2 separate regions of the Homo sapiens genome follow, and region 2 is linked to region 1. Evidence: chromatin loops called from intact Hi-C (ENCODE). Cell type or tissue: heart right ventricle. All regions are shown on one strand. Links, peaks and the distances in the headings refer to the core of each region. The heading gives the core; the rest is flanking DNA. Region 1 overlaps C1QTNF7-AS1 (C1QTNF7 antisense RNA 1). Region 2 overlaps LINC00504 (long intergenic non-protein coding RNA 504).

The links. Peaks named below come from ENCODE experiments on the same cell type or tissue, not always from the same donor. Only the 100,000 strongest peaks of a DNase experiment are listed, where the experiment ranks them.
Region 2: it touches region 1 in a loop (2.3-fold over the local background); 1 of 110 quality-filtered maps calls a loop at or near these places.

The regions. Positions count from the first base shown.
Region 1 is chr4:15,136,671-15,153,323 of GRCh38, forward strand. The region is part of intron 2 of C1QTNF7-AS1 (C1QTNF7 antisense RNA 1); the gene reads right to left. Among named protein-coding and RNA genes, the nearest start is that of CPEB2, 140 kb to the left of the region's middle. RefSeq lists enhancers at 12,350-13,306, 13,142-14,341, 13,307-14,263, 13,399-13,538. In heart right ventricle, for the core only: a CTCF peak has its summit at 7,763 (motif pointing left); a DNase peak (open chromatin) is centred at 9,251; H3K27ac peaks cover 482 bases.
Region 2 is chr4:14,838,475-14,855,127 of GRCh38, forward strand. All of the region lies in intron 2 of LINC00504 (long intergenic non-protein coding RNA 504), which reads right to left. Among named protein-coding and RNA genes, the nearest start is that of LINC00504, 41 kb to the right of the region's middle. In heart right ventricle, for the core only: no CTCF peak of the experiment used is centred there; no DNase peak of the experiment used is centred there; H3K4me3 peaks cover 464 bases; H3K27ac peaks cover 1,632 bases.

The DNA of each region.
Region 1 (16,653 bases), core at 3,235-11,234:
AACAACTCTCTAGGAAGTTCCCAACTTTCCCACATTTTCCTGGCTTCTTCTGAGCCCTCCAAACTGTTCCAACCTCTGCCTGTTACACAGTTCTAAAGTTGCTTCCACATTTTCAGGTAACTTTTCAGCAGCACCCCACTCTCAGTACCAATTTACTGTATTAGTCTGTTTTCATGCTGCTGATAAAGACATATCTGACACTGGGAAGAAAAAGAGATATTAATGGACTTACAGTTCCACATGGATGGGGAGGCCTCACAATCACGGTGGAAGGCAAGGAGGAGCAAGTCTCATCTTACATGGATGGCGGCAGGCAAAGAGAGAACTTGTGCAGGGAAACTCTTGTTTTTAAAACAATCAGATCTCGTGAGACTTATTCACTATCACAAGAACAGCATGAGAAAGACCTACCCTGATGATTCAATTACCTACCATCAGGATCCTCCCATGACACATGGGAATTGTGGAGTTACAATTCAAGATGAGACTTGGGTGGGGACACAGCCAAACCACATCAGAACTACAGTAAGTAGTTACTTAAAGAACTTAGTGAGATAATACATAAATAAAAGAACAGAGGCTGACATTTGGTAAGTACCCAATGGGAATGAACTATTTTCATTTCCTGGTGTTTCAGGGCCAGACTAGGAGAACAGAAGTCCATATCATGATAGAATACAGACGGTCACTTGGATACTCCATAAATGACTAAAATCTCTTTCATATGGAGTTACCAGGACCTCGTTTTAGTTGTTGGACTTGGAAGCCCAGTACATTTCCTCCCCACCCCTTTTATCATCTTGACCTTAGAACAGGAAGGATGTGAAGCTCAGGGCACTGGTGCTGTCTTCTCCTTTAAGCATGGAAAGTTTGGCTGGCAAAGTAGGGAATGTGTGTGTGTGTGTGTGTGTGTGTGTGTGTGTGTGTGAGAGAGAGAGAGAGAGAGAGAGAGAGAGAGAGCAAGCCAGAGAAAGAAAACCAACAGCCTCACTTGAGCCCTGAATCAACTCTTAGACAAAAGGCAACTTGGTCCCCTGGCTTCCCATTTGTAGGAGTCAGTAGATTTTACTTTGCTTTAATCAAATCCAGGTGGTAATTCTGTCAAAACTGAAATAGCCTGGCAAATACAGCCCTTCAACTTTGTGAAGGACATTGTAGATAAATCTTACTCTCTTCTAACTTTTGATGTATCCTCTCTCTGAGCCCTGATGCCTCCCTGATATGGTTTGGATTTGTGTCCCCACCCAAATCACATGTCCAGTTGTAATCCCCCATGTTGGAGAGGGGACTGATATGGGGTGATTAGATCATGGGGGCAGAATTCCCCCTTGCTGTTCTCATGATAGTGAATGTGTTCCCATGAGATCTGGTTGTTTAAAAGAGTGTACCACCTCCACCTTTGCTCTCTTCCTCCTGCTCCAGCCATGTAGGATGTGTTCACCTTCTGCCATGATTATAAGTTTCCTGAGGCCTCCCAGCCATGCTTCCTGTACAGCCTGTGGAACCATAAACCAACTAAACCTCTTTTCTTTATAAATTACCCAGTCTCAGGTAGTGCTTTATAGCAATGCGAGAACAGACTAATACAGCAGCTCACTTCTTTCATCCATTCCATTACTTCATCAGTTCTTATTGAGTATCTACCCTGTGGCCACATCACTTACATTGCTTCCGCACAGTCTATGACATTAACTTGGTGGTCTCACTTCATCACTGTGAATCTCTCTCATCCTCAGTAGAATGATGCTACACATCTTAACTCCCAGGAATGTGTGGTGAGCAAATAAAAGCCATAGTTTGAAAACCCTGAAGTGCTCTATAAACATGGAATGATATCTGTATGTTCTGGTAACCTGAGCAGGAAACAACTTCTGCAATATTGTAAATGTGTGCTTTATGTTCCTTTAGGGAGCAGGTAGAGTATAATGGTTAGTTAAAATATCTGTGGTAAATTAGACTTACCACAAGATTCCACATGTGAATTGGCACAAAGTGGCACATGGTGATAAACATGTAAATCTGAAGTTGTCTATTGGTTATGTGAATTTTTTCATAGTCTTTCTAAAGTCTTGCAGGAATTATTTTAAAAGCAGAATAAAGTGATAAGAGGACATTTCTTGCCACTATAAAATAAGGTAGAACAGGGAAAACATAATAATACATTAAAAAATGGAGTTTCTAATCACTTACTATGTGTTTGTCACTGTGCTAAGTACTCTATATGATTTTCTCAGTTAAATTGCATGCCACCCTGTCAGTTTTTCTCATTTTATAGTGGAGTAAACTGAGGCTCACAGAAGTTACATATCTAACCCCAAATCATAGCACCATTAGGTGAAAGGGCACGTCTACAGTAAAGTTGGCTTTCTAAAAACGAATACGTAGTCTTTAATACTTTTCAATACCAAAACTATAGTCAAATTTTCCCTTTTTCCTCAACAGTATCTCTTTTAAGTTGGCTTAAACAAATCACATAAGAATATAGAATTTAAACTGAGATTCTAAATGGCAAGAAAGAGGAGGCACAAGACATAAGAAAAGGCCACCAAAACCCCAGGAGAAGCCAGCAGCAAGGCCTGAGGTGGGTGCTCATTTGGTGTGTGTGGCACCAAAAGAAGGCCATTGTAGCTCCAGCACAGTTTACAGAAACCTGACCCACAGTGAAAAATGTAAACACTAAAGCCAGAAGCCATTAGTTCTTTATGATGAGAATATAATCAGTATTACAAATAGCTTAAGGTCAAGGTCAAAGATACTGGCATGGATAATAAAGGGATACAAAAGTGCAGAAGAGGAAGACAATGGCATGAGCCTTGGAGAGACTTCCAAGAAGTAAGACTTCTAAGTAAATCTTTCAAGAAAGACTTCCTAGATGGGGTCTTGAAGTTGTACAAGACCTTTAATTCAGTTCTGCCACCATCTGTTTATGCAGAGGATCTAAACTTCATTACTTTGACAGTTCTGGCAAGTCAAGTAAATGAGTAAAGGAGACTGAGGGTAAACAGATTCTCCCTAGAGCCTCCCATAGGGCGAATGTCCCCATCAACACCTTGATTTTGAATTCCTGATCTCCAGAATTGTGAGAGAATACATTTCTGTAGCTTTAAGCCAGCATGTCTGTGATCACTTGTTATGGCAGCTATGAGGAACTAATACATCCTCCTTCACAGTGTTGTGTGGATTAAATGGCACATGGTAAGGACTAGGTGAAGGTTAAATCTTCTCTTCATCTATTTCTCTTCTGTGAAATGATATGAATACCACTGACCTGGAGGCCTAGCTGGTCATGTGCAGAAGAGGATTTTTGCTGAAGGTAAGAAACATCTGCCTCAGGCTACTCTCTTGCATGGTCCCCTTAAAAGATATTCCTCATGTCATCTGTTTTTGCAGAAATTGCAAAAGTGCAATATCTTAGTACTTTTTATCCCAGAGAACCTCCCAAGCTATACAAGCCTCTGGCTTCACAAGCTGGATCTGGCTTTGGTTGCTGGTTGTGTGGACTAAAAGTCTGCAATCCTCAGTAGGTTATCAAATAGATACGCACCGTGTACCTCTTATGTGCAAGGCATTGCAAGGCTACCTGGAAATGGAGAGAAGAGAAAGGAAACGCGGTTCTTCAAATCCACTGTAACTTCTGCCCCATCTCTAAAAAGTGGGACTTGTTTATATCCTGCCTCATTCCACCAAAGATTTGACGTGCTTACAGGAAACAAGCTCAATAAAACTATAAACCTCAAAAAAAATTGAAGTCAGTAAAAATACTAGAGATAGGACAGAGGCTTTGTGGATGAGGCCAGTTACCTTGGCCCTATTGTCTGTGAGGGTGAACAGGAAATCAGCAAGGTTGGGAATGATACTACAGAGAACAAGAGCACTACGGTCACTGACAGGTCCACAGCAGCTGGAGTGTCACTCAGAGGGACACACTGCAGTCACCAGATCAGCAAAGTGGTCCAGGGCAAGGGCACATAGACTGCAGATACCTTGCTATAGAACTTGGACTTCACCTGTTAGCAACTGGGAGCCACCCAGGTGTCTGTGAGCATGGTGGTGATGTGAGGTCACTCAAGACTATTTATGCGATGTGATTTCAGGCTACTCAGATGTCCTCAGTCCTGCATTTATGCCTTTTCCTATATCTGATTGTCTGTCTGCATCTGGCAACAGATCCTTCTCTCCTAGCTTCTAAGGGATCACATGACCCAAGATTGGCCATTTTTGTCTCTTGGGAATTTGAATATTGAGGCACACAGATGTGGCCAAAATGGACGGTAGAGCTGTGTACTGTGGTCGCAGTTGCAGGAGAGAAGATTCACCTATCCTTACTGCCAAGGCCCCCAGAGCCACACGGCTCATGTCTTTCCTGAATCTTAGTTGTTGATTCCTTACTTCTGTGGGATTCCCCTGTTGTGTTTGGCCATTTTTGCATTGCTATAAAGAAACATCTGAGGCTGCGTAATTTATAAAGAACAGAGGTTTATTTGGCTCTTGGTTCTGCAGGCTTTACAAGATGCACGGTGCTGGCATCTGCTCAGGGAGCTTACCATCATGGTGGAAGTTGAAGGCGCAGTGGGCATGTCACATGGTGAGAGCAGGAGTAAAAGAGAGATAAGAGCGAGGTCCAAGACTGTTTTAAACAACCAGAACTAACTGAGCGAGTACTCACTTATCACCAAGGGGATGGCGCTAAACCATTCATGAGGGATTCGTTCCCAGGGTACAGTCTCCTCCCACCAAACCTCACCTCCAACACGGGGAACACGTCAACAGGAGATTTTGAGGAGACAAAGATCCAAACCATGTTACCTGTGTTCTTCAAACAGATTCATTTTGTGTTCAAGTTAGTTGGAAGTAATTTCTGTTACTTGCAATCAATACTTGGCAGCTGTAACCCAAATCCTAACTGCGAATTTCTTCATTTCTCCATACAACTGCCTAATACAGTCTATTTATTAGCTTTAGATTTTATCCCTTAGAAGTAGGCAAAATGACTCTGGGAAGAGAAGATTGTGGATTCTAAGAAGCCATTTACGTGTTAGCATGAATTAACATTATCCTTTCTTGAAGAAGTATTTTGAAAGTGCGGAAAATAAAGGGTGGGAAGAGTGTATCATTGGGCAAGAAAGAGGAAACTGAAGTTCTGGGGAACCACTTTAACAGATTCTAGAGTTCTATCTCATGTTAAACTCATATTCCTCTTACTGTTCTCTCTCTCATTTCCCGACTCCTGACAACCCCAGTTCTTTTCAGCCTACTGGACATCTCTAAGAAATTCTGGGACCTGTGGGGCCGGTGGCTCAAACCTGTAATCCCAGCTCTTTGGGAGGCCGAGGCAGGCAGATCACGAGGTCAGGAGATCGAGACCATCCTGGCTGACACAGTGAAACACTGTGTCTACTAAAAATACGAAAAATTAGCTGGGCGTGGCGGCGGGCACCTGTAGTCCCAGCTACTCGGGAGGCTGAGGCAGGAGAATGGCGTGAACCCGGGAGGCGGAGCTTGTAGTGAGCCAAGATCACACCACTGCACTCCAGCCTGGGAAACATGCAGGACTCCGTCTCAAAAAAAAAAAAAAAAAGAAAAAAGAAATTCTGGGATCTGTTGATGGTCACTAAGAGAAGGCTACATTTTAAATAATTTAGACTCTTCCATTAACAGGACCCACAGCTCTCTTTTCTCTGCAAGTGGCCATGAGGCATATGCATGGACACTCCCAGGTACAGAAAGCAGCTGTCCCTCTCAGCAGTCAATCCCTTTGAAGATTAGTATTTACATGAAGCTAAATTCAACTTCATGGATGATTTACCTATTGACTAGAAGTTTTTCTTCTAAAATCAACCTGCTTTATTGTCAACATATAGTCCTTCAAACACTGGAAAACAGTTATTGAGGGTGCATAAAGATTTCACTGAGCAAAATGTATCTAGGCCTCACAGGCACACATTTAGATTTGTTGATGCGCTTCCCATGCTGGGTTATTTCTCCATCTTGTAATTGTCTCTTTGCAAATGTAAGGCCAGAACTGGGCAGAGAATGAACTCCAGATATGATCAAATCAATGCAGAAGAATGCAGGCCTATCACTTCCCTTGATCTGGAACTTAAACTTCTGTGAGATTGTATAACATTTTGTTAGCTTTCTAAATCATTGGTTTGTTGCAAACTCAGTTTATTCAGAAGAAAGATAACGATGGAGTTAAGAATGGAAAGTAGAAAGAAGTCATAGAGGTTTATCTGCTTGCTAAGGTATTTTGACTTTTACCTATTGATGATGAAAAGCATGCCTGTAGCTAGAACAGGTCACATATGTTCTAAGTGCTATATTTTCAATTCAGTGTTTGAACCCAAATATAGGACTTCTCTTTTGCCCTACTTGTCCTGGATTGGGGCTGCTCCCTATGTAGTTTGACCCAGTGGGAGCTCCTTGCTAGGGAGGGGCTGGATCCTGAAGGATGTTGTCTTCCTTCCTCCAAGGAGATTTCCATTTCTTATTTTTAAGCATAACTCTCTACCCCCACCTCGACCCCCGCCTGCCTTATGAAGTATCTGGAGAAGATAGTGGTTGATTATATCAAGAAATGTGAGGTCAGAGAAGCGGCCATTGGATCTGGCAAGGTCAAGGTCATTAGTGACCTTGAACAGAGACATTCCTGTGGAGTGAAGGGAAATGAAACCTCTCTATTTCCACCACCACCAGATTGACTTGGACACTTCTCATCTAACTCCTGGGTGACCTCCCCCTCCTAATCTCCCTCATCAACCCATCCTCACATCACCACCATCTTGGGCACAGGCCCAGACATAATTGTTTCCTACTTACATCTTTGGTGCTGCATTTTCTTGATGACAAGGCCCTTCACAATCAAGTCCCCACAACGTTTCTTGCACTGTCTCTGACACCCAGTATTCTAGTTACTCTGGACTATTTCTTATTTCTCAAGTCGTGTGCCTGCTACCTCTGTGGTTTGATCATTTAGTTCCTTTCTGCAGCAGGTAGTTTTTCTAAGACTTTGCTCATGGAGCCATCTGGAATCTCCCCAAACTCCCCCTGCCTCTCCCTCTTCTGTTTACCTGGCAGAGTAGGGGAGAGGTGGCAAGCTGAGAGATAGGGGAACTTCACTTCTAATTCTGGCTCTGCCACTAATAGGCTTGGTGACTTGAGTAAAGCCTTTCTCTGCTCTGGGTACCGATGTCCCACTCTCTGAAATGAGGGGGTTTGACTGCAATGGTTTTAAGGGCCCTTTCATCTGGAATATGCTCTGATTCCAAGGACAGTGGTATAGATTACACACGGGACACCTACCACCAAAACTGTAGAAAGAGAGGCTATTAAACCCTGTTAATTAGAAGCTAACCTGGTCTTTGGTTAAATGGGAAAGAAGGTGATGGTGGGGGCTTCTACGGGGAACCTGCTTTGCTGGCTGGTTTTCCACGCCTAGGTCTGGGGCACAGCATCTGACAGGTAAACTTGGCCAATGTTCAGGATTGGCCAGTGGACCCTCACTGAGCCGGCATGGCCAGTTCCAGGTTTCAAATACTTCTTCAAATGTCCAAAGCTTTGGGGCCTGAAATAGAATTTTCTTTTAAACCATTGTTATATGACGGTAGAAGTGTTCCTCACTTCGAGATGCTTAGTGATGACTAGTTTTATTTTTATACCCACCATTTCCTCTTGAAGAAATTAAACAAATAAACAGATGCCACCCTCTCTCCCTCTTCTCTTTTTTGGCTTAGGTCCTCCGACAATGCAGTGCTTTCTGCACCATCTGCTGGCTCTGCAAAGGTAATTAACAAAGGCACACTATTCCCAGATGAGGCTGGTTTATAAAGGACAAACCATGCTAGGAAAACGGAGAGGAACAAAGTAAGATCGTAGCAGACAGGCAAGGCTGCTGCAGTCCTGACTGCCAGTGGAGTGTGTTGTTAGAGCTTCTTGTCAAATTATAACTCCTAAAAATGAATTCAAACAGATTTAACCAAGGACATGGAATTTCACCCCTGCTGGGAGCCCTAAAGAAAGGGTGAGGAAAATTGTAGGGTGTCCAGTATTTTCTGACTCCCAGATCTTATTTTCTATATTTAATGTAATTTTTAAAGAAGGAGATATAAAAACTAACGTCAATGGAAGCTCAAAGTGAAAGATTGTGTGGGACGTTGGACTTTGGATCAGAGGCAGGCAGATTCTGTCATTCACCAACTCTCTGACCTTCAACATGTTATTCAACACCCCCCACCACCCCGAGCCTAATCCCCATACCTGTAGGTTGGGAACAATAATAACCCGAAACCTTCAGGGCCATTGTAATAATCAGTGAAACAATAAATTTGAGTCCGAAATCGTACCCAGTGCCAGGCTAGTACCAAGCCCATCCTAAGTAGTAGTTGTTAACATTCTCTTCGTCAGGTAAGGATCGTCATGACAGATGGCCTAATCCACCCTTAGCGGCAGGGAAGCAATAACCCTTCTAACAAAATTCACGTTCTAAAAGGAGCAGAAACACTGGAAATAAAATGAAAGAATAGAGGGGTTGACTTTAACAAAGAAAAGTAAGACCTAAAAATGTGTTCGGGGGAAGAAGGCATAATTATAGACTACACATATTCAAAACACATAAATCCCAACAAAGTAAGGGTTCATTCAGATTAAGATTTAGGGGTTTAAATAGGCCTATGTGGTGGAAACGTAAAAAGTGAAAACAATGAAAAACAAAAAGATAGGTTGTAATAAGATTAAAATATAAATTGCAGGAGCAGAAAACTGTCTTCTTGAGAAGGAGGATGTCCTTACTTGGCACGTTTAAAGTTAGATAGGACCAAATGGAAGATGGTTCTTAGCCATCTTATAGAGGCTCTTAGAAGACAGAGAGTGCCGTGATGATGATGATGTTATTGATGATGATCACAACAATGATGGTGATAATGACAGTGATTGCTTTTTTGTTCTCTTTGCTGGTGTGGTCTGGACTCAAGGAACCTGCTTCTGGTTTCCCAGAGAAAAACATCCCAGATAGTGCTGTTTTATGAGAGTCCCAGGCTCCTAAAGGCAGTCAGAAGGTTGGTGTTTGTTTTCTGACAGCAACAAAAGGTGTCTGAGTCAGTAAAATGATGACAGCTGTCAACAGTGCATAGTCCCCTCACCAATGGCTGGAGCTCGATGTTTGTGAAGCAAGTGAATCTTAGTAAATATCAAATTAACCCACACTTGCCACTGGTGCCAGAGCTCTTAAAATGTCAACGTGCCAAGGGACACCTGGCTCATTGCCCTAACCAGCGGCCGGCAGCCCAACCTAGAGGAACAAAAGACACGGCGATCCTGGTTTATTTGGGAGACTTTATCTTCTTCATACTCAACAGGCTTCAATATTGACATTCTCCCTGGTGATGGCTGGGAATCCAAGTCACAATGGCCTAATGCATCCAATTTTTCCTTCGAAATCCAGCTCAGATACTGCCAATCTGTGACGTGTTCCTAAAGACTGTTACCAGCGACAGAGAGTTAAATGCTCCTCCCTTTGTCCCATGTTATGTCAGGGACATCCTGGTATCATCATTCATCAGATCAACTTTCTCCTACTACAACTCACAATTATAGTAGACAGTAACAGGTATGGGTTGATTAGCTGGGCATATGTTGATTCAGAGAGGCTTTTTATAAGAGGAAACCTTTGATTTTAAGACATGAGTAGGGTTTTCCTAAATTGATGAAAGAAAAAATGGAATTCCAGCATACAGACCATCTTGCACCATTGGCACCCCTCCCTGCCCCCGTGGAAACCAGGGCTCTCGGTGTACTTGCCCTTTCTGAAACATCCCTGGCTGTTTCCTGTCTCCCTGATTTCCTGTGTTGTTACCTGCGCTTGAACTGCCCTTTCTGCTTATGTCTACAGGAAAAAGAAAAGCTTGCCGCAAGTCTCTTCTCCTCCACAAAACCTTTGCAGACCTTTGTAGGCAGAGATGACTACTCCTCCCTCATGACCGTATCTGCATTCCAGTAAAAATAATGATGGGTTCTTTGGGGCTTCATATATACAGTATTGGTATATATCTGAAATATACATTTGTGAAATATGTATGCCAAATATAAATAGATAGATAAAATCTCATTCAATTCTTACAGCAACTCTGCATTATTATCCCCATTTACCCCCAAGCTTCCTGAACAGAGGCTTGGAGAGTTTAAGCAAGATTATTCAGCTCCTAAGTTTGGACCAAGACTCAAATTATTGCCTCCTCTTTCAGACACTACAAAAGGCTTTCTATAGTATAATGCCTATGCCCTCCGATTCATATACCTAACTGCCTCCCCTTCTATCAGGGCCTGGCTCTGAGTTGAAATCCAGTGCACATCTGTTGAATGGAATTGATTTGAAGAGAGCTGGCAATTAGAAGACTTGGAAGATGGCTCTCAGATGATGGGACAAGGTGCTTCAGAATGAAAGATGAATTAGGGAAGCAGGCACCAATTAGCAGAGGATGCTACAGCCTATGATAAGGAGCTTTAATTTGATAGGAGACAATTGGGAGCCATTCATCCTGCAGCTCAGAGAAAGCCATTGACAAGCCCCTAATGACACTCAGGGGCCTTTGAAACCTTTAATTGCTAACGGCAATTTTGCTATTTCCGTGTAGAAGTGACACAGGAGGATGAGCTCGCAGCCGCCATATGCACCCAGGCTGCACTGCCCACAGCAAGGTCACTGTAGGAGCATCCCTCCTCTCCTCTGTGCACAGCAGAAACACTGCAAGTGAGCCCAGGTCACTTTCCTTATGTGTCCCTGAACCCCAGGTAAAGGCCCCCCTGCCTCCCATATCCCCATGCCTTACTTACATGGCTCTTGGGTTATAAGGAGCCCTCATATCACTGTTTCTCTTCTGCAACTTCTGCTCCCCACCTTTGCCCCACTAGTTAACCCCCAGGTCTCCATCCAAAGAAAGGATTCACAGCTTCCAGAATTTCAGTTCCAGTGAGGCAAAATGCTGCTCTTCCTCTCCCATCACCACTTTAAAACACCACCAGGTCAAGACCAGTGTGGAAAAGGGGGAAGGAGGCTATGAAATCCTGCTGATAGAGAAGTCATGGGGGACTGTTTTGTGTTTTTATCTTTTATTTTTCCAAGTTTTGGATCCCTTCCCTTCTTCCATCTGGCACAAAAGCACTTGGAGGCCAGTATCTGGACCTGGCCTTCAAAAGCCAGTGAGTGTCAACAGGAGAACGGATTCCAGACGCACGGGACAATGGCCTTTTCAAGGCACAGAATGCTGCTCAGTATTGTACGGTTTGCATGTGATGCAGCTTCTTGAATGCACACAAACACTCCCATTTTCACCAGCTCCATGATGGTGACTTATTTACTGCTGAAGATCCCAGGGCCGATTCAAACTGCAAACATCTATCCCCACCCCAAAAGGGAAGAAAAAAAAAAAAACCTGACAACAACAAAAAGCCACATATGAAAAAGGAAAAGCCAACCAGTGTGCGACTGTGGGACTGGAACTCTGAAGTGGGCACCAGGTGCATTAATTACACTTGATTGCGTGTTGGTTTATGACTGCAGTCACTTGTGTGCTATGTTCTTGCCCCGCAGCATCTGTGCCGAAGGATGTCCTTGATATTTCACTAAGCAAGATGAATATTGGCCAGATGGTGACTTCACAAGGACATAATTCACATAGCATTTTCCTGCCCCGACACAGATTTCTGTGAAGGAATCTTGAATGCCACGCTGAACAAAACAGAACAAGAAAACTCAATGCCCCGAGAAGGCTCAGTCGTCGTAAGTTGAAGATTAATGGTCTCCACAGTGATGCCGACAGCAGCCCAAATGGCAGCCGGATCCCAGGCTCATGCTGCAGATCTTGCCAACCCATCTCTCTGTCGCTTGCAGAGTGAGCTGACATCATCTGAGGCATCTCCAATTCACTTGAGGGGGGAAGGGCACTCCCTGGGCCCCAAAAACACACACCACAGGAAACTGGGTCATTTACTTTTTAAAATGATTAATTTTGTGTAGTGACAGGCTTCGTCAGTACCTGCGTGCTTGGTAATTTTATTTTGATGGTGACCAAGTGAAGAACGTGCCCTAGGCTCCAGCAGCGAGCTCATTCTGGTGCCCTGGAAGGGGAAAATGGGAGAGAAGCAAATCTCTCTCCTTGGAAACTCTTAGCAACACCGAGAAGCCCTGGTATTATCAGGCCGCCAGCAAGTAAGCAAAATGGCCCAGTTCCGAGTTGCTTTAGGAAAGTTCTTACTCCCTGAGAGTACTATGTAGCTGACCTACATGGAGTTAAAAAGGTAGGCATTACACACTTGTCAGTGGTATTTTAAATGTGGTAAGCCTGTCTGGAATTTGTAAAATTTCTACAACCTACACATTTGAGTCCTGAACCATGAAATAAAGATATGGAGAGTGAAGGTCATCCTGCTACTAAAGAAGGTCAACCCAAGACAGTCTGAAAGCAATAGAAGTAGGGGGCCGGGGTGTCACATTCCTGAGGTCTCTGTGTGCAGACTGCCCATGTCCTAGTGATGTGGAGTCAAGACACAAGACATGTCCTCAAGCAGGACCAAAATCATCCCTTCAAAATCACATCGCCATGTTGAATGGTTGCTGTTTGTTTGTTTAGAAGGAATAAATAATAGTGATAAAAGGGATGGAGGCTATTTCTTGTACACCCACTGCGTGTGAGACTCCCTGCTGCACACGCCCCCAGTAACTCCTACAGCCCTCTGCAAGGTGTACCCATCGAGAGATTGTGCCCCCGCATCAGACTGCCTGCTCTGCCACCTTCTGCTGCGTGACCTCACACAACTGACTTAACCGCTCTGAAAGTCAGTTCCCTCGTGGGTTAAACAGAAATAAGAAGAGAACCTAGTTCACAAGCTGGTAAGGACTGAATGAAAGAATGCTTTGAAAGCTTGGTAGAGAGGCTGTCATACACCAAGTGCTCAAAAAAGTCAGCAATCATTATTACTCAGCATGCGTAGCTCTGGAAGTGAAACAGATTCTCACAAACTCTACCAAAGGGTACCTCATTCTTACACGATAAAAATAAGACCAGGCCTTCCTAGGCTGCTGCCTCCTGCCTCCTGCTAGGATGCAAATTCATGGCCAAAAACCCAGTGACAACAGTCCCTCCTTTACCAGCACTATTTGGCAGGCCAAGCTTTGGCAAACAGCCCACCATACCCATTAAAAAAAAACCACCATTGTTTCATCTGGAGGCTTTTTGATCCCCCTAAATAAAATGTTACCACCCTCCCCACCCCACCCCCAGGACAGATTCAGCCTGCAGGGGAGCCAGCTCCTCCTGCTATGTCACTCCAGCCAGGCAGGCCAGGCAGGATGACTCAGCAGAAAAGAGCCTGCTGCGGGGTCCGCCCACCCTCGGGTCAGCTGCGGCCAGAAAAGGAAGGCCTCTGTGAGACAAACAGAAAAGGACACTGCTCAGGTCCCCTGGGTGCAAAGCATCCTTTGTCTGTGGGGACTTCAGACAGGAACCGCCCATGTTGACATTTCAGCTGGCAGAGCAGGCTTGGCCTGGCTGGGAGAGGCAGGAACCCCTGCAGAGGCTACAAAAGATAGTCCACACTTCTTTAGCCCAGCCAGATACCACAGTCCCTGTCCTCTGTACGTATTAATATACATAACCTCAGACTTATGCGTTTTCTATTATTATCCCTACTTTTGAGATGGGGACACTAAAGCACAGAGAAGGCAAATAACTTGTCCAGGGTAACACAGCCATGAAGTGGGGAAGCAGGGCTTACACCAAAGAGTTGTGGCTTCCAAGCAGGTGCACACAGCATCCAGGTCTGTCCTTCTGGCTGCATGTTATTCCCTCCCTCTGCTCTGCTGCTTCTCGGGAGCTCAGAGCCGAAGGCAGCATTTCATGGTTTCTGGAGCCTGGCTCCCTTCCTCCATCCCCTTCACTGCCCAATTACAGGACTCACCCTCTCTTCCCTGGATGCCATCACTACCTTCTAACCAGTTCTCCTTCCACCCAGGTTCACTCTTCTTGACCATCTCATCTCCCATTTGATGCTCCAGCAGCAAATACTGCTTGGAGGGCCCTACACATGCAGAGCTGGCATCACCCATGCCTTGGCTGGCTCATGCTGTCCTGATTGCCCAGAACACCTTTCTTTTCCAGCCTCTGCATGCTCGACTGCTCCTGTAGGACTCACCACCTCCAGGAATCTATTTCCCTTTCCTCAGGCTGGATGAAGTGGCTGGTTGAAGCTCACAGAACATCCAGTGCATATTTCTTGTGTGGCATTTTAGGACCGAGAACTTATCTATGACTTTGCATCTCCCATGCTGGGCATCATCCCTGACATCTAGGATGTGCTCCATAAAAGTCTGTTACATAATGCAAATAAAGGTGGTCTCCATCAGTACTACCAGTCAACATGCTCTACCACTGCAAATCCATGGAGGGTGCATGTGGTTATTGAAAATGCTGCTCTCTAAAAACTTCTAGTTCTCTGCCTTCCAGGCCCACAGTAGAATGGCCCTCCCTTGTTCTGTGAGGTTGGGAGAGGGCCATGTGGTCAGCTCTGGCCAATAAGATGTGAGCGGAAGTGAGTGATGTCACTTCAGTTGAGCATTCAATTACAGGGGTGAGATGCCCAGAGCAGCATTTCCTCCCTTATGGTGACCCAACATGGGAGATGGTGGCTGCTCCATCAACCTGAGGCCCCAAGTGATTGCAAGAAGGAAACTTTGCAATGAATATATAATGTGACCAGGAGGTAAACCTTTGTTGTTTTGAAGCCCCTGAATTTATTTTTTAGCATAACTTATCTAATCCTGAAGGGAATAACTCGAATCTGTTATTAACTCATAAATGTTGTTTTGAACATTTGCCAAGAATGGTCTTTCAAATAGAAGGTGGGATGCAACACCTAACATTCATTCATAATAGTAAACACAACAAGAACTAGCAAAGATTAATGAGTGATTTAGAAATAAATAAATGGTCACGGATGTTCTTTGTGTTTCCAATCAGTACATTCATCTACCAAGCACGCTCAGCCCTTTTATCCTTTTGCTCCTCACCACAAGCCTGAACAAGACTCAGGGCATACATTGTCCACTCCATTTGGAGAAAACTGTGTCTCAGAGAAGATGTTACCTGCCCAAGGTCACACAGCAAGAAAAGTTGGATCAGAGCTGGGTTTTCTGACTCCAAGCCTAAGAGTCTTCATCCTGAACCAGACCTCCAAATGCACAGGGCTTTAAAATTTTATGACCTGTAAAGTAAAATTTGAGCCAATCTAAGGAAAAAAAATCAAATGCTGAATCATTTATAAAGGACTTAGTCTTTTGATTCTAAAGCATTCATAAATGGTAAGAGTCATATTTTACTGTTCTTTTTATCATAATTCTTGTCATTTTTATAGCAAATAAATATTCAGATACTATAGAAATGGTATCACGAAATTAATAACTGCCATTTGGTTGTGGTGATAGATGATCAGTGGCCCTGTTGGAGCCTGAACCAGAGGGCAGTTGGTGGTAACTTGAGAAAATGTTTGGGAATTCCAGTCTGTTCTCCAGCCACCTTGGTGTACATCACTCATGCCCAAATAATCAGATGTTTTTTGAGGTCAACTGCATATAGATTCAAGGTGGTGGTCCTAAGAGCACCATCTGGGGCCCAAAGGACTTTAGAAAGGTATCTTTGATCTTAAATGAGGCCCAATTCATGTAAGAGTCAGAGATGAGGGGACACTTTGGAACGATGGTCCTTCTTCAGCAAATTTTTTTTGTTCCTGTTTTCCCTTTGGCTTCAGGGTGTTCTGTAGTCCTCTTTCACCTTCTCCTCGCTGAGCTTGCCAGGTGTCTCCACTTTCTCCTATTGTCCCTATGATTCTGTTGTACATTAGACTTGCTCCTCAATATCTTCAGACTGCAGGCTTCCTCTCCTCTGAATTCTATTGGTGACGTGATCTACTAGGAGAAGCTGACTTCTTCCACCATCACCAAGTCACCCTGCCAGGATGGTGCTTCTGAATTGCTCACACCCAGGACATCATTTGGCAATGGCAATGGGGTACAGGAGAGTTCTTGTAAAACAAAACTTTTGTTTTAGAGTCTTGACTTAATAAAATGACACCATTCTCCCTTCACTCCTTTTCTCTCTCTCTCTGTTTGTCCCTCCCACTCCCTTTCCTCTCCTTTCCTTTCTCTCTCTAATTCCAAAATGCAGTTGTAATAAAATGGGCATTGGCTTTCATTGTAGGGTTGGGTGCTTGTGGCCAGTTCTCCTATTGAGTTTGTTCTACCTTGACTTTTATTACTATTTTAATGATAAGACCTCAAAGAGAGGCTCAGGATCAGAGAATGAGCTCAACAAAAGAGGATTGATGTAACTGCTGACCTCACCTTGCACCTGAGGTAGGATGGACCAGACTCCCCAGTTCTTGTGTGCCGGGATTCCCCATTGAAATTTGTAACCCAAGTGCCTCAGTAATAAACCATGTAGACTGGTCCAGAGCATTGTCTCTGTCAACTTCCCTGTGTGACCAATGGCAACAGTAAACAGCTGGTTGCAATTTAGAGATCTGTCATCCTCATGATCACTCTATTTACTTTTCAAAAATAACTAACATCTTCAATTATCACCTCTGAAATGACTTCAATGTCTTTAT
Region 2 (16,653 bases), core at 3,516-11,515, 300 kb before region 1:
GGACACAGTAAAAAGTCAGCTGTCTACAAGTCAGGAAAAGAGCCTTCACTAAACCTGAGTCTGTTGGAATCTTGATCTTCAACTTCCCCCAGCCTCCAAAACTGAGAAAATGTATTTCTGTTGCTTAAGCCACTGGGTTTATGTATTTTGCTATGGTATCCTGAGATAACCATGAGAAAGTCCTAACCCCCAGTACCTCAGAATGTGACTGTGTTTGGTGATGGAGCTTTTAAAGGAGTAATTTAATTAAAATGAAGCTGTTAGGGTAGACCCTAATCCAATCTGACTGGTGTCTTTATAAGAGGAGGAGATTAGGACACACATACAAATACCAAGGGTGAGCAGGACAGAGGGACTGCTATGTGAAGGCAGCAAGAGGGCTGCCATCTGCAAGAGGCCTCAGAGGAAAACAGCCCTGCCGGCACATTGATCTTGGACTTCCAGCTTCCTGAACTGTGAGAAAACATATTTCTGGTGCTTAAACCACCCAGTCTGTGCTATTTTGTTATGGCATCTCTAGCAAACTAATAGAGTCAGAATCATCAAATTCAAATCCCAGTACCTTCACTTATTGCATATGTGACCTGAGAAAAGTCATTTGATTCTTCTGAGCCTCAATCTTTTTGTCTGCAAAACTGGAATAACAATAGCATCCAGTGATCTTTTACATTTGCTGTGAAGTTGATGAGACCACTTCAGATCACTGATCAGAGTGCTTGGTATATAGTGGTAGAGTGCTCGGTATATAGTGGTAGAGTGCTCAACTAGTGTGAGCTACCATTACCACTGGCATTTACTCCCAAGTGACAGAGTCTGTCTCTATCTCCCACTGCTTGAGAGTGACCTCATAGGTACCTAGGTGCTTCAAGTGCAGGTCAAGAAGGGAATACAAAAGTAAACTTATTGTCCATGTAAGCCACCCACCCCTTCTGTGGTTCCTGACCAAGGATCTGCCAGCCCAGATGGTTGACACTGGAAACATAAAAATGTTTCCTGCCACCATCGGGGTATGTTTAACCTTGATCTTGTAGCCCATTGTCTTAGTCATTTTCTGCTGCTATAACAGAATATTAAAGACTGAATAATTTTTTTTTTTAAAGCTGGAGGCATCACGCTACCTGACTTCAAACTATACTACAAGGCTACAGTAACCAAAACAGCATGGTACTGGTACCAAAACAGACATATAGATCAATGGAGCAGAACAGAGCCCTCAGAAATAACGCCGCATATCTACAACTATCTGATCTTTGACAAACCTGAGAAAAACAAGCAACGGGGAAAGGATTCCCTATTTAATAAATGGTGCTGGGAAAACTGGCTAGCCACATGTAGAAAGCTGAAACTGGATCCCTTCCTTACACCTTATACAAAAATTAATTCAACATGGATTAAAGACTTAAACGTTAGACCTAAAACCATAAAAACCCTAGACGAAAACCTAGACAGTACCATTCAGGACACAGGCACACAGGCATGGGCAAGGACTTCATGTCTAAAACACCAAAAGCAATGGCAACAAAAGACAAAATTGACAAATGGGATCTAATTAAACTAAAGAGCTTCTGCACAGCAAAAGAAACTACCATCAGAGTGAATGGGCAACCTATGAAATGGGAGAAAACTTTCGCAACCTACTCATCTGACAAAGGGCTAATATCCAGAATCCACAATGAACTCAAACAAATTTACAAGGAAAAAACAAACAACCCCATCAAAAAGTGGGCAAAGGATATGAGCAGACACTTCTCAAAAGAAGACATTTATGCAGCCAAAAGACACATGAAAAAATGCTCATCATCACTGGCCATCAGAGAAATGCAAATCAAAACCACTATGAGATACCATCTCACACCAGTTAGAATGGCAATCATTAAAAAGTCAGGAAACAACAGGTGCTGGAGAGGATGTGGAGAAATAGGAACACTTTTACACTGTTGGTGGGACTGTAAACTAGTTCAACCTTTGTGGAAGTCAGGGTGGCAATTCCTCAGGGATCTAGAACTAGAAATACCATTTGACCCAGCCATCCCATTACTGGGTATATACCCAAAGGACTATAAATCATGCTGCTATAAAGACACATGCACAAGTATGTTTATTGCGGCACTATTCACAATAGCAAAGACTTGGAACCAACCCAAATGTCCAACAATGATAGACTGGATTAAGAAAATGTGGCACATATACACCATGGAATACTATGCAGCCATAAAAAATGATGAGTTCATGTCCTTTGTAGGGACATGGATGAAATTGGAAATCATCATTCTCAGTAAACTATCACAAGGACGAAAAAACCAAACACCACATGTTCTCACTCATAGGTGGGAATTGAACAATGAGAACACACGGACACAGGAAGGGGAACATCACATTCTGGGGACTGTTGTGGGGTCGGGGGAGAGGGGAGGGATAGCATTAGGAGATATACCTAATGCTAAATGACGAGTTAATGGGTGCAGCCCACCAGCATGGCACATGTATACATATTTAACTAACCTGCATATTGTGCACATGTACTCTAAAACTTAAAGTATAATAATAATAAAAAAAAAAGACTGAATAATTAATGAAGGATGAAAGTTTATTTGGTTCGCAATTCTGGATGCTGGGAAGTCCAAGAGCATGGCACTGGCATCTGCTGAGAGTCATCCCAAAGTGTAAGGGAAGTGGGACAGAGAAGGCGAGATGGACCAGACTCACTCTTTTTATCAGGAACTTACTCCCCCAATAACTAACCACCCCCACGATAATGACAATCATCTCTTCAGAGCCCTAATGGCCTAATCACCTTTCAAAGACCCTACCTCTTAGTACTGTTACAATGACAACTAAGTTTCCAAGACATGAACATTTGTGGACGCTTTCAAATTACAGCATTCTGCCCTTGTTCCCTAAAATTCACGCCCTTCCTCTCACATGCAAAATATATTCATTTCATTCCAATAGCCCCCAAAGTCTAAACTCAGTCAAGCACCAACTCAAAAGTTCAAAGCTCAGAGTCTCATCTAAATTAAATACGGGTGAAGCTCAAGGCATAATTCATTGTGACACAAATTCCCTCCAGCTGTGAGCCTGTGAAATGAAGCAAGATATCTACCTCCAAAATATAATGGTAGAATAGGGATAGGATAGACATTCCCATTTCAAAAGGGAGAAACTGGCAAGAAAAGAAGGGTAGGTCATTCCAAGTAACTCCAAAACCCAACAGGGAAAACAAAATTAAGTCTTAAATTTGAAGAATAATCTCCTTTGACTCCTGAATCCTGAACACACCTGAGCATGGGTTGGGACCTACGCAGTTTGCCTATGCTGCTCTTACTGGTTGGAGTCTCATGCCTGAAGCTCTCCCAGACTAGCACTTCACATTGGTAGCTCTACAGATCTGCGGTCTCAGGAATGACCCCAATTCCACCACTCCACTACATGTTTCCCTACTAGAGACTATCTGCAGCCGCTCCAAACCCACGTTTCCCCTGGCAATGCCCTAGTAGTGGCTCTCTGCAGTGCCTCCACCCCTCTGACAAGTAAATACCACATGATATAAGAGGGAGTGTGAATGCTACTCCCCTGGGAGTGGCAGCCTGAGTCACACCAGGGGCCACTTGAGCCCTGGCTTGGGCAGCTGAGAAGCGCTGTGCCGAAATGCAGAGTGCAGAGTTCTGAGGCAGTCCTAGGAATGAATCTGTGGAGGGCATCCCAAACTCATCCCCTGAAACCATTCTACCCTCCTAGAGCTCTAGGACTGTGATAAGAAGGCAGCCTCAAAAATTTTTGTAATGAATTCTGGGTCCTCCTCCCATTGTCTTGATGAGTAGCACCTGGCTTTCTTCCAACGACAGAAATCTCTTTAGCAAATGTTCACTTGGCCACATCCTTAGTATTCTCTCCTGAACATTTTTTTTCACTCTTTACATGGCCAGGTTACAAATTTTCCAAATCTTTCCATTATGTTTCTCTTTTAAATATAAATTTTGCCTTTAAGTAATTTACTTACTATCATATCTCACTGTGTGGTTAAAAATAGCCATGCAGCAGCCTGAATGCTTTGCTGCTTAGATATTTCTTCCACCAGATATCCTAGTTGATCACTCTTAAGTTCCACATTCTATAAAGTCCTAGGTCACAGACACAGTTCTGCCAAGGTCTTTCCTACTTTGTAAAAAGGATGGCTTTTATCCCAGTTTCCAATACCTCATTTCCCATATGAGACCTCAACAAAATGGCCTTTACTGCCCCTATTTCTACCAACATTCTGGTCATGACCACTTAAGTAATCTCTAAGAAGACTCAAACTTTCCCTAAAGCTCTTCTCTTCTTCAGAACCCTCAACAGAATCACCCTTAATTTTCCATTCATGGCAATACAGGCTTTTTCTAGCCTCTGCCCATTATCCAGTTTTAGATTTTTGTTATAGCAACAACCCACTCCTGGTACCAATTTTGTCTTAGTCTGTTTTCTGTTGTTATAACACGATACCACAGACTGGGTAATTTATAAAGAACAGAAGTTTATTTGGTTATAGTTCTGGAGGCTGAGAAGCCCAAAAGCATGGCCCCGGCATCATGGCCTAATCACTTCTTAAAGACCACACCTCTTACTACTATTACAGTAGCAACTAAGTTTCCATCATGTTCAAATCACAGCATCCACACATATCAAGAGGTCTTCTTACTGGCCACAGTGAGAGAAGACTTGGTACAATGTAGGGAAGTACTTGGCTTCCTGTAAGCTTAATAAAACACCAGTTTTATTTTATTAAAGTGAGTCCTCAAAGCAATGCCAGTTACTGGCATTTTTAAAAAACTTATCTGGGCCATATAATAAGCTACACTGTCATTTCTCTCTTGTATGCTCAGAGTTTAATCTGTCACTTGGTAGTTGTAAAAGAGCAAATGAAGAGGTAGCTGTAGGATTTCCAGTATGTTACTAGTGTCTGTGTGACTCGCTCCAGGCTTCTTGCTTTCATAGCTCTATTTCTCAGTCTTTTATCTCACAAATGAAAGAAGGTAGGCCAAGAAAGATGTTCTACCTTAGTCACATCTAAAGGGTAAATCCATTGACTAGTTTTGAGGGATGTCTGATACATGTCAAAAATCCTAAAATTGTCTAGCTATTATTGAGGGCCAGGAACTCTAGCTTGGTTAGTCCTCTCAAATGATTTTCAGAGTAGGTTAGCATCTCATTTTAAGGAGTAGAGTTTGGGTATGTCATGAAAGTGTTTATGGGAGGCCAAAACACTAGTAAAATAATTTTCATCTTGTTTGTGATAGCTAATATTTCATCACTGCATACTATTTGCCAGACAGGGTCTTTCATTTATGGAATAAATATTTATCGAATACCAGTTATGTGCTAAACAACAAGACAAACCAAATGCTCTGCATTCATGGTACTTGCATACTGGTCAGGGAGACAAACAATAAACAAAACAAATAATAAGTAAATTATAAGTTATAGAATAATAAAGGTTACAGAAGAGTAAGTCATTGAATAGGAATATTACATGCTAGTTACAGGGGTGCAATTTGAAATAGAGACCAGGGAAGTCTTCCCTGAGAAGCTGACATTTGAGCAACATTTGATAGTGAAGCTAAGGATATTTACCTTATAACCACTATCTCATTTAATCCACTGGACGACTAAATATTATGATTTTCCCCATTTCTATATATGCATATACATATCTACATTTATAGTTAGATAAAAAAAGATTTATGAAGAATTGGCTCACATGATTGTGGAGGCTGGAAAGTCCCAAGATCTCCAGGTTGAGTCGGGTGAGTCAGAAAGCTAGAGACTCAGGAGAGCCGAAGGGGAGTTCTAGTTCAAAGGCCAGCCGGCTCAAAATTCAGGAAGAGTCAATGTTTCAGTTTAAATTTAAAGACAGAAAAATTTGTCATTTACTTGGAGGAAAGGTCAGTCTTTTTGTTCCTTTCAGGTGTTCAACTAACTGGATGAGGCCTACCCACACTGGGAAGACAATCTGCTTTACTCAGTCAACTGACTCAAATGTTAATCTCATCCAAAATTATCAGGAAAGAAACACCCAGAATAATTGTTCACCAAATATCTGGGCATCCCATGGCCCAATCAAGTTGATACATAAAATTAACCATCACAGTTGTAAAATCTCACTGTACAGTGGTGCCTTAGTCTGTTTTACGTTGCCATAGCAGAATACTACAGACTGGGTAGTTTATAACAAAAATAAAATTATTTCTCACAGTTCTGGAGGCTGGGGAGTCTACAGTTGAGGAGCCTCATCTAGCAAGGGCCTTCTTGCTGCTTCACCCTATGGCAGAAGGCAGAAGAGCAAGAGTGCATGTGCAAGAGCAAACTTGCTTTTATAACAAACCCACTCGCAAGATAACTAACCCACTCCCGTTATAACATTAATCCATTTATGCAGCAGAGCCCTCATGACCTAATCACCTCTTATTAGGCACCACCTCCCAGCATTGTGTCAATCAGAGTTAGGTTTCCAACACATGAATATATTCAGACCATAGCAAGTAGTTAAAAGCTAGGATGGGAGGGGATAGGGATAGGGATAGCATAGGGTGGGGATGGGGATGGGAGTGGGGATGGGGATGGGGATGGGAGTGGGGATGGGGATGGGGATGGGAGTGGGGATAGGGATGGGGATGGGGATGGGGATGGGGATGGGGATGGGGATGGGGATGGGGATGGGATGGCATGGCATGGCATCACCAGAGAAAGCTGGATTCAAAACTTGACTCCACCTTTTTCTAGCTTGCGTGATTGAAGACAAATGATTATACTCTCTGACCTATGGTTTCCTCATCTGTAAGGTGGGAATAGTCATGCCTGCCTCCAAGGGATGCTGGGAGAATTATAAAAGCTAATATGTAAGGTGGCTAACACAGTATCTAGACCAGAGCCAACAGTATGAGTGCTGAGTGCACCCTCCCCACGTGGAAGGGAACTGTGCTAGACACTTCCCCAGATGCTGTCTCATTGCACATGGCTTCTTTAGGGTTTCTCTTTGGAAATGCTTTTATTCTCAACAAGGCTAATTAGCCAGATTTCTGAGACCCTGAGCTTCATGCGGTTTTTCAGATTGCTTTTCACTCTTTGGAGGCCCAGAAACACTGCAGCCCAAAAAAAGGAAGGATTCTTGCCAGATGCTTGGGGTGGGGCAAGAAACCTGGGTACTCCACTTAGGATGGAGTCATTCAAGGATTGAGAAAACTACAGGCCTGAGGCTCAGTTTTAAGGTTCTGATCAAAATAAGCTGAATACTTTGCTAGAATCTCACAATAGGCCAGCCCTGAGTCGAAGCTCCTCAGCCCTGCTTTTGATTTTGTCAAATGTCCCCAGAATAAGATATGCAATTCCCTCTTTCTTGTCTCCTTGACACAGAGGAGAGCGGATGTATCCCAGGGCCCCTTCCTCCACCTGCATTGGGGTAGAAATGAAGATCATTTGCTCTCACTTGTGCTACTTATTATAGAAATTTCTGCTTATGGGTTTTCCACACAGAACCAGGCAGAGGCCTGGCTCAGTCACTTAGCCATCTGACCTTGTTGGGTAAGTTGCTTTACTTTCTCGATCTTCAGTTCATTTATACAGCACTATTAATATATACCTCTCAAGGCTTCATTCTTAAGTGGAATTTATTGACTTCCTACCTTGTCCTAGACACAGGAATGATCTTAACAGCTTCACAGGCATACAATCTCTGGGGTTGCATGGGGCCCTGGGCTCAGAAAGGCCGTCCTGAAATTCTTAATAACTTTTGAAGGAAGGGCTCCACAGTTTCACCGAGCACTAGGCCCTGCAAATTTTGCAGTTAGCCATGGCTCTAAGAGAAAGGAATTAACCTTATGCTCCTTTCACAGATGAAAAAATTGTGAGGCAAAAAGGTTCAGCAACTTGTCCAAGGTCACACAGCTAGTAAGTAGAACAAGAAGGAAATTTCTTTCTGATTCATGCTTTTAAATCCTCCTGGATAGTGCCTTCCTGGTGAGAGAATTTAATTAAAAGCCATTACTCTGTGCTTTATAACTCCAAGTGGCTTCCATCCTCTGCCATTCTCACTTCCCATCGCCCAAGTAGTCTTTATCCTCATGCTGATGACTCTTAGCCCCGCAGCTTTTAAGAAATGATCCCCATGTTGCAGATGCATATGATTCTTGAATATAGTGCCTGGGAGGCCTGCCACAGTTAAGTCACTGCCCGGTCAGTTAGGTTGAGGCAGGATCTCTTTCAAGGGAGCAGAGATGGAGTATCAATGCCTGCTATCAGTCATCAGGGAAAGTAACAAGACATCAGAAAGTAGATGGAGCCTCCAGTTTCTAGGACAGTCTCCCATCCTGGAAGAGACTCATCTCTCTGTTTGTTTTTATTTTTATTTTTTTAATTATTTTAAGCAATTAATTTTTTTTTTGAGACACGGTCTTGCTCTGCCGCCCAAGCTGGAGTGCGGTGGTACCATCATGGCTCACTGTAGCCTCTAACTCCTAGGCTGAAGCAATCCTCCTGCCTTAGCTTCCCAAGTAGCTGGGACTACAGGCATTTGCCACCATGCCTGGCTAATTGTTTTTCACTTTTTACAGAGAGGGGGTCTTGTTGCCCAAGCTGGTCTCAAACTCCTTGTCTCAAGAGATCCTCCTGCCTCAGCCTCCCAAAGTACTGGGATTACGGGTATGAGCCACCATGCCCAGCCTCTCTGTTTCTTGACTACAGAATAATCAGGATGATCTCAGGCCTATTTGCAGGGGTTAGGAGTGAGCAGAAAGTTGGAGGTGTGGTGTATGAATTGTGAGAAACCCCCTCCAGGAAGCAGCAGGGCTAGAAAGCCAAGGCAAGAGAAGTGGCTATAAAAGGGCCCTGGGCCAGTGCACCACGCATCTGGGGGTAGAGGGCAAGTCTCCTAAGACAGAGTTAGAAATAGATCAAGACTTGGCTTGTGAATCTGGACCCAAGACAGGGACAAGGGTTGTGGCAGGAGCAAGAATCTATGCCTCCTAGACTTTATTTCATCCTTCCTTTTATTTTTCCCCTGTGTTTTGCCTCTGTATTTGGTGTTGATGGTTGTTATTTTATACAGTAAGTGTATGCCTAAAGGAACCAGGAGAATGGGCCTATAACCTTGCTTGGGCCAGACTCTGAAAGGAGGGAGAGGAGCATATGCCCAGGTAACTTTTTGCAGTATGTGGTGGTGGCAGCTGAAATGAATTGAGGGAGGACAAGAAGAAAGCAATGGTCAAGAGGAAGAGAGGTAAGTCGTTTAGATGGCTTCGATGGCCCGTGGAGTGGTGGTGCTTTTTAATGTGCATGGTAATCACCAGGACATTTCCCTGTCAAAAGGCAGACCCTGATTCAATAGGTCTGAGTGAGGCCTGAGACTCTGCCCTCTAACAAGCTCCCAGATGAGGCTGACACTGCTGGTCCACAGATTGCACTTGGAGCTGCAGAGCCCTAGGAAAGGGCCAGCCCCTTAGACAATGGGGGCCACCATTCAGATCGGTTTTACAGCAGAGATTCGAACAGGAGTAAAAATGCCAACAGGCTATTTTCAGGGAAGAACACATCCCTTCAAAGACTAAAAGCTCTTGGGGTTATCACTACAAAGAGAATGGCTAGGAGGAAAGAGAAGTTGAATATTTTCATTGACAGGTTACATTTCCTTTTTGTGAAGGTCAGTATGATCTTAGGAATGATCAAAAGCCCCAGCTGTGTCTCGTATCCCTCCCACCTTACCAGGGTGTCTGAAATTCCCACCATCAGGAAAAATGACTGTATTTTACTAGGGCACCATTTCCTCAAGAATGTTCCACTCAGAAGAGTTGTTCTAAGGTATTAATTGATAGAAAAAATAAGAGTTCTGTGACGATATTAATTAGGGCAACATTGATGCAAATAAAGTGGGATATGATTCTTTACCACAGACTCTTCAGAGCGTGTCCAGTGCTAACATACATTGTGAATAGCTAATATAGGAACCAAACTGCCACAGTATTTCCTAACCTTGTTTGATTGCAGAACTCTGTTTCTGTTTCTCTCTAGCTCCCTTCCTTTCTTCCTTTACTAGCAATTAAATAAGTGCCAATTACATCAACAAAATGCTGAAGGTGGGAAGGTTCCTTATTTGTTTCAACAGAGATTTATCTTTTTAAGTATTCAGTATTCATAGCCGGGTAGTGATATAAACACTCATATACTTCCAATATGAATTTAAATTGGTATCAGCTTTTTGAAAAGTTCTTTGGAAGTATGAAGGAAAAACAACAAAAATATTTATAAACTTTAAGACAATATATTAACTTACGTGATTCTAGATTTAGATTTTTTAATTACCCCAAATATAAAATTTTTCCAACAAAGCTTTGGAAATGTTTAAAATTATCTACGAGGGTGTCACTCAGTTTAATACACTCATTTGTCATATAAAATCATCACAAATGTCCATGAAATCATATAGAAGTGTGCTTATGTTATTTTGCTATATCAATTGCAAAAAGTAGCTGCCATTCTTCACTCCTCCTTCTATCTGTGACCTTTGCAAATGACTGGGGAGTCCCATCCCATCCAGAGGTGGTGTCTACTTCCCCACACTGGAATCCAGGCTGGCCTTGTCACTTGCATTGGCAAAGTGTGGCAGTGACAGTGTGCCAGCTCTGGACCTCAGCATCTTCTGGTTCTGTCTTCTCTCCCAGAATCTTGCCACTGCTATGTACACACCCCCAGGCTGTCCTCTTAGGGAATGAGAGACCAAGGATAGGAGTGCTGTGAACCCACCAGCAAGTGAGAGAACCCAGCCAAGGTTGCAGACCCATTAGCAAGCCCCGCTGAAACTAGAGTGACTATGGAACCTTCCAGCTAACCCCTGAACTCATTTGCAATCATAAATGGTCATTGTTTTAATAGGTGGCAATAGATAGTTGATAGAGTTATGATGTAATATAAAAAGAAAAAAAAGCGTAAAATATGTCAACTAATGTGAAATTGTTATAATTATGACCAAAAGAAAAATGATATGAATGAAAATATGATGAATGGCTGTTTTACAACAGCAAGCTTATTAAAATATTGATATATTTTATCTCTCTACATTTCTGCATTTCCAAATTTTCTTTGATGAGCATGCATTACTGTCATCATGTTTGTATATTACACAAATGGTTTATTTAGCAATAATAACTCAGGAGTCTTAGGGATAGTTGGTATCTGCCACATACTCTAGTATCTAGACTAGTCCAAAGTATGTGTTTTAAAAATCATAAAACGCCTTATAATCTGTAAGGTGTTATAGTTTTTACTGTGGCACCTACTTTCATAATTGTTGAGCACTCTAATAAGATGCCACACTTTCTGCTCCAAAATTGGTAGAGTTTTTACATTTTATTTTTGAGTTAAGAATGTATTAACCCTAAAACGCTAACAAATTGACAATCCAAGGATTTGAACAAACTTCCTTACCATTAAGTAATATATATGGCAATAATAAACACAAGCCCTCTGTGTGTCACACAGAAACTTCTCAGGCTAAATAGAGCTGAGCTTTCATCTTGAATGGCAGCTTTGGAAAAAGGATCATGCACAGAGCAACCATTGAACTGTTTACAGAGAAGGTAATGTGAGGAGCACACCCTCCCAAGATAAAAGCTGCTTTATGGTATATAAAGAAAGTCCTTTGAAAGTACTGCTAAAATTGAAGAGACTTTGTAGTTCTCCAACAACTTTCATGCAAGCATCTGAAAACATTTTACTGACATACACCTTTAATCTGCACAGCCGCCTGAGGGTAAGTAACAAGTTTTACTATCCCCATTTTGCAGGTGGAAAACCCAAGGTAGAAAGGTACCAGAAAATGCCACATGCTAGTTAAATTTATTTGGTTGCAAATAACATAAAAAACTAGCCAATCAGGGAATAATAATTTATATTATACAAATATTATATTTATATAAGATATAATTATATATAATATATAGTATTGTATCTTATATTATTAAACAATGACAAAATTAAAAATAAAAATAAATGTGTGTGTGTATATAAAGGACAAAGGAAGGCACATGGCTATGAAAGAAGGAAGTTGGGCAACTCGAGGGCTCTAGGTTCTAGCAATCAAGTCTCTTCAGGGTGCTGGTGTCTGGATGAAGCTGTTTCAGCCATTTGTTACTCCATTCAAAACAAATTGTAAAGAGAGAATGCCTGAGCACCAGAGTTGAGTCACAGGCCAATTCTATGAGTGCTGTACACTACAGTTGAGGAGTAACTCCCCAGGAGAAAGAAAGTCAATGTCAGGTAGACACAAAACTATGCATATTTTAGAATGAATGAAATGTAACAGGAAGTTCTTTTTGATTTTTGCCTATCTATCACTTATTACTCAGCCCTTTTCAGAATGAACCAGGAGTTTCTAGGAACCAGGAAGGAAGGGAGCAGTGTTTTTGAGCCTAGCCCATGGTCTGGCACAGAGTTAGTTCAATAAAAGAACACTGAATAACTGAATGAATGCATGAACCACTTGGCATCTGTGCAGTCCTGAATGAAATACTGATAATAGCATTTGTCTCCCATTTTTCTCCCATGGGTTTGCACACACTTCAACACCCTGGGCCATTTCCAAGTTTCTTTTCAACAGGCGTTAAGTGCCTACCCACCCAGTCCTCCATGTCCTAGAGTTGTTCCTTCTCAGGGATGTGTTCAGAACTGGTTCTAGTGTGGCCCATCCAGAATTCATTATATCTTCTTCTTTTTTATTTTTTTAATTGAGACAGAGTCTCACTGTGTTACCCCAGGCTGGAGTGCAGTGGCACAATCTTGGCTTACTGTAACTTCCACCACCCGGGTTCAAGCGATTCTTGTGTCTCAGTCTCCCAAGTAGCTGGGACTACAGGCACGCACCACCACACCCGGCTAATTTTTGTATTTTTAGTGGAGTCAGGGTTTCACCATGTTGGCCAGGCTGGTCTCGAACTCCTGACCTCAACCTGCCTCGGCCTCCCAAAGAGCTGGGACTACAGGCATGCCACTGTGCCCGGCCAGAATTCATTACTCTTCAAACCTGAGGCCTCTTGTGCCTCAGTGTTCTTACTGGTTAAAAGGGAATAGGTAATAATAATTCTATCTTGTAGGGTTGTTATAAGGATTAATGGAGATAATATTAGTAAAGCATTTAGAGTAATCCTGGCACATAGGAAGATACTATTTGTTAGCTGCTATCATCATCATCTTTATAATATTCTTGTTATGGAGCATTGTATATTTAATATCAAGAATTTCTCATTCATGGTTGCCAATAACCCTCAGCACAATCAGGGTTGGTTGTGCTGAGTTGTGCAGAGTTGGTTCTTCCCATATAATGAATGATGAAATGAAGCTCAAGGAATTTAAGTTATCAGCTCAAGGTCCATCAACTGCTAGATGTCATCTTCCACTGCTTATCCCTAAGGACTGTCTTCTTTCTCTTACAGTATGTTACTTCCCAAAATAAAAGGTAAAGAGTGTAGCCAAAAATAGTGAACTTGCAATGGTGGAATTCCAGGCACGTAGAAGGAAATGTCCCTCCTGGTGACCCACAATCCATCTTGAACAGGAAATCTTGCTGGCCATGAGCTCCATTCATGATATACCCAAGCATTTTCCCCACTAAACTTCAAGTTCCTTCAGAGTAGAGAGGTGCTCTCCCAGCACCCAGCATGGTTCCTGGCATTTGGTAAGTCTAATACATGCACTGTACAGCCAAGATACTCTACAGGAGAAAAACATCAAAAATTCTCCAGAATATGTCTATGGCTTATATCCTATGGAGAGTTACCTTTTCTTCTCCCTTTTTGAGATCTCTTTTTTTCCCTTTTCCTCCTTAATGAAAGAAGGAATATTTATTTGGCTTTTTAAATGTTAATCTTCCTTACTCAGCCCTCTCCCTAATCTGGTCATATCTCCGAACCCAGCCTGTCACTCACATGGTCACTTGTCCCATGAACAGTATAAACTCAACATGCCCCAAACCACGTTTATCATCTCCGCCAATTTCTACTCCTCCCAAATTTGTTCCTACTCTTGTAATTTCTGATCTCTCTTGGATGCATCATCCACCAAGCCAGAAACCTCAGGGTCATCTCTCTCCTTCCCATCATACTTCCTCACCCATCCATACGTCAAGTCTGCCAATTCTGTCTCTGTAATCATTCTTATATTATTTCTCTAATCTCTCTTTCCACCACTTTTAGGCTACCATCACCTCTAGCATGGACTACTGCTACAGTCCTTTTATCTTGTGTCTTTTCAATCTAATTTTTATTGAGGCAAAGTACCATTTTTGAGCAGAGATGAACTAGCCATTCACCAAACTGGTTTTTCTTTCCTCCAAAGCAACATCTTGGCTAGGCAGGAGACCAAAATATGCCACCTCAAAATATGCCTCTTTGATATAGTATTATCTTGAGCCAATTATTTGGGAACCCTGCAGACACAAGAGAATCTCTGAAAAGAGAGTAGACGTTACCCTTTTGCAGGGAAAATTTGCATCTATAAAAAAATCTCCATATGCAAGAATCTTAGTTGGTTTTATGCTGCTGTAACAGCATACCACAGATTAGGTAATTTATAATGGACAGAAATGTATTTGGCTTATGGTTCTGAAGTCTAGGAAGTCTTCTTGTTGCATCATTGCATGGCAGAGGGCATCATCAGTACATAGCAAGGGAACAAGAGAGGGGGCTAAACTCATTCGCATGGTCTAAAAACATCTTAAAGGTCCTACCTCTCAACAGTGTTGCATTGGGAATTAAGTTTTCAACCCATATGCTTTGGGAGATACATTCTAATCATAGAAGAGTGTCTCCTTCTTTGTACCAGGAAGAAAAGGATGACTACATCTCTAAAGACTCTTATCAATGGAGAAGGCACTGACTTAATCTGCATAACAAACCTTACCCTGTTTACTGAGCTTTTCCTGGGTATTTCTCCATAACCAGCCTTCCCCACACCTTTTTTCCATTTCAACAGACATGGTATTTAAACCTGAATTCAAAGCCACTTCTGTGAGATTTATTCACTTATCCTTGCATATATCTGATGTATACTTGAAATATACATGTTAATAAACTCCTGAGCCCCTTTCTCTTGTTAATCTATTTTTTTGTTACAGAGGTCTGTCCCAACTAAGAACTATCAAGGGTAGATGTTTCTTCCTGTACAGCTCCATTTCCCAGGCTCCCTTGCTGTTAGCATTGGCAGTGTGACTGTGTTGACTCAGCTCTGGACAGTGGAATGTAGATGGAAGTGATGTACTCATTCCCTGATCTAATCCTTAAACACTTTCTGCACAAGCCTTCTCAGTTTCCTTGCCTCATCTGCTGGCTTGATGTCAATGGCCAGAGTTTGGAAGTCATGACTAGAAAATGGCAGAGCCTATGTCCACCTGCGACTCTGAATACATTCCTTGAACAGACCCCTTGCTCTTACCAATTGAAATACATGTCACTGAAAAATAATCTTGCACAGCATTTAATCACTGAGGTTTCAGAATTTCTCTGTTGGAACACCTACCCTTGCCTTAATTAATATATCTTTCTAAAGCAGAAATTTGACCTGCTTAAAACCTTCTAATCTCTGCCTATCATCTTTGAGATCAGGTCCAGAGTTATCTGGCTCCGGCCCTATCAAACTCTCTAATCATTTATCTCACCATTAAAGTCACACATTTCACTTTCCAGTAACATCCAACTACACGTCAGTTCCCCCATTCCCCAGGATAGCTCATATACCTTTCTATCTATCCCTGACTAACTTCCTGGTGTTTGAAACACCCTTACTATTTTTTATCATAAACTTAGTTTATATTAACCTTCAAAGATTAATTCAAGTGCCATCTACTCCAGGAAGCCCTCTCTTCCTCTCTCAATCCAGGCTAAGTTCCCCTCCCCTGAGTGCTTCCCTCTACCTCAATGTATCACAAATTATATTACAGTCCTGATAATGCAGCTCTCTGGTCTACCTGATAGGCTGCAAAGGAGCAGCACCAAGAGGGGTCTATGACTTGTCCATCATGATATCCTGCCTCCTACCCTAGAGCCAGTATACTCTATAGAGTCACCCCTCAGTATCTGTGGGGAACTGGTTCCAGGATCCCCAGTGGATACCAAAATTCACAGATGCTGAAGTTCCTTATACAAAATGCCATCGTATTTGCACATAACCTATGCATTCTCCTATATACTTTAAATAGTCACTAGTTTACTTACATTACTTAAGACAATGTAAATTCTATGTAAATAGTTATTATATTGCATTGTTTAGGAAATAATGTCAAGGAAAAAAGTTTGTACAGACACAACCATCCTTTATTTTTTCAAATATTTTTGATTCATGGTAGGCTGAATCCACGAATGTGGAACCCACAGATACAGAGGGCCAATGGCATATGCTTATTGGATTGAAACCTTTCTCATTCCAGCTGACTTATGTCCTAGGCTAGTGATCTGCTTTCTTTGTTCACAAGGCTTCTTTGCTATGCAAAGGTACTCCAAGAAAGTTTTAATCTTTTTTTTTATCTTTTTGGAATCTGTCTCTTTCATTTGGGTCATGTAAGTATGCCAGAGTTTACCAGTTTCAGGAAAATGGTAAATAGAGAGTGGGATAGTAAGGAAACAACAGCCTCAGCATTCA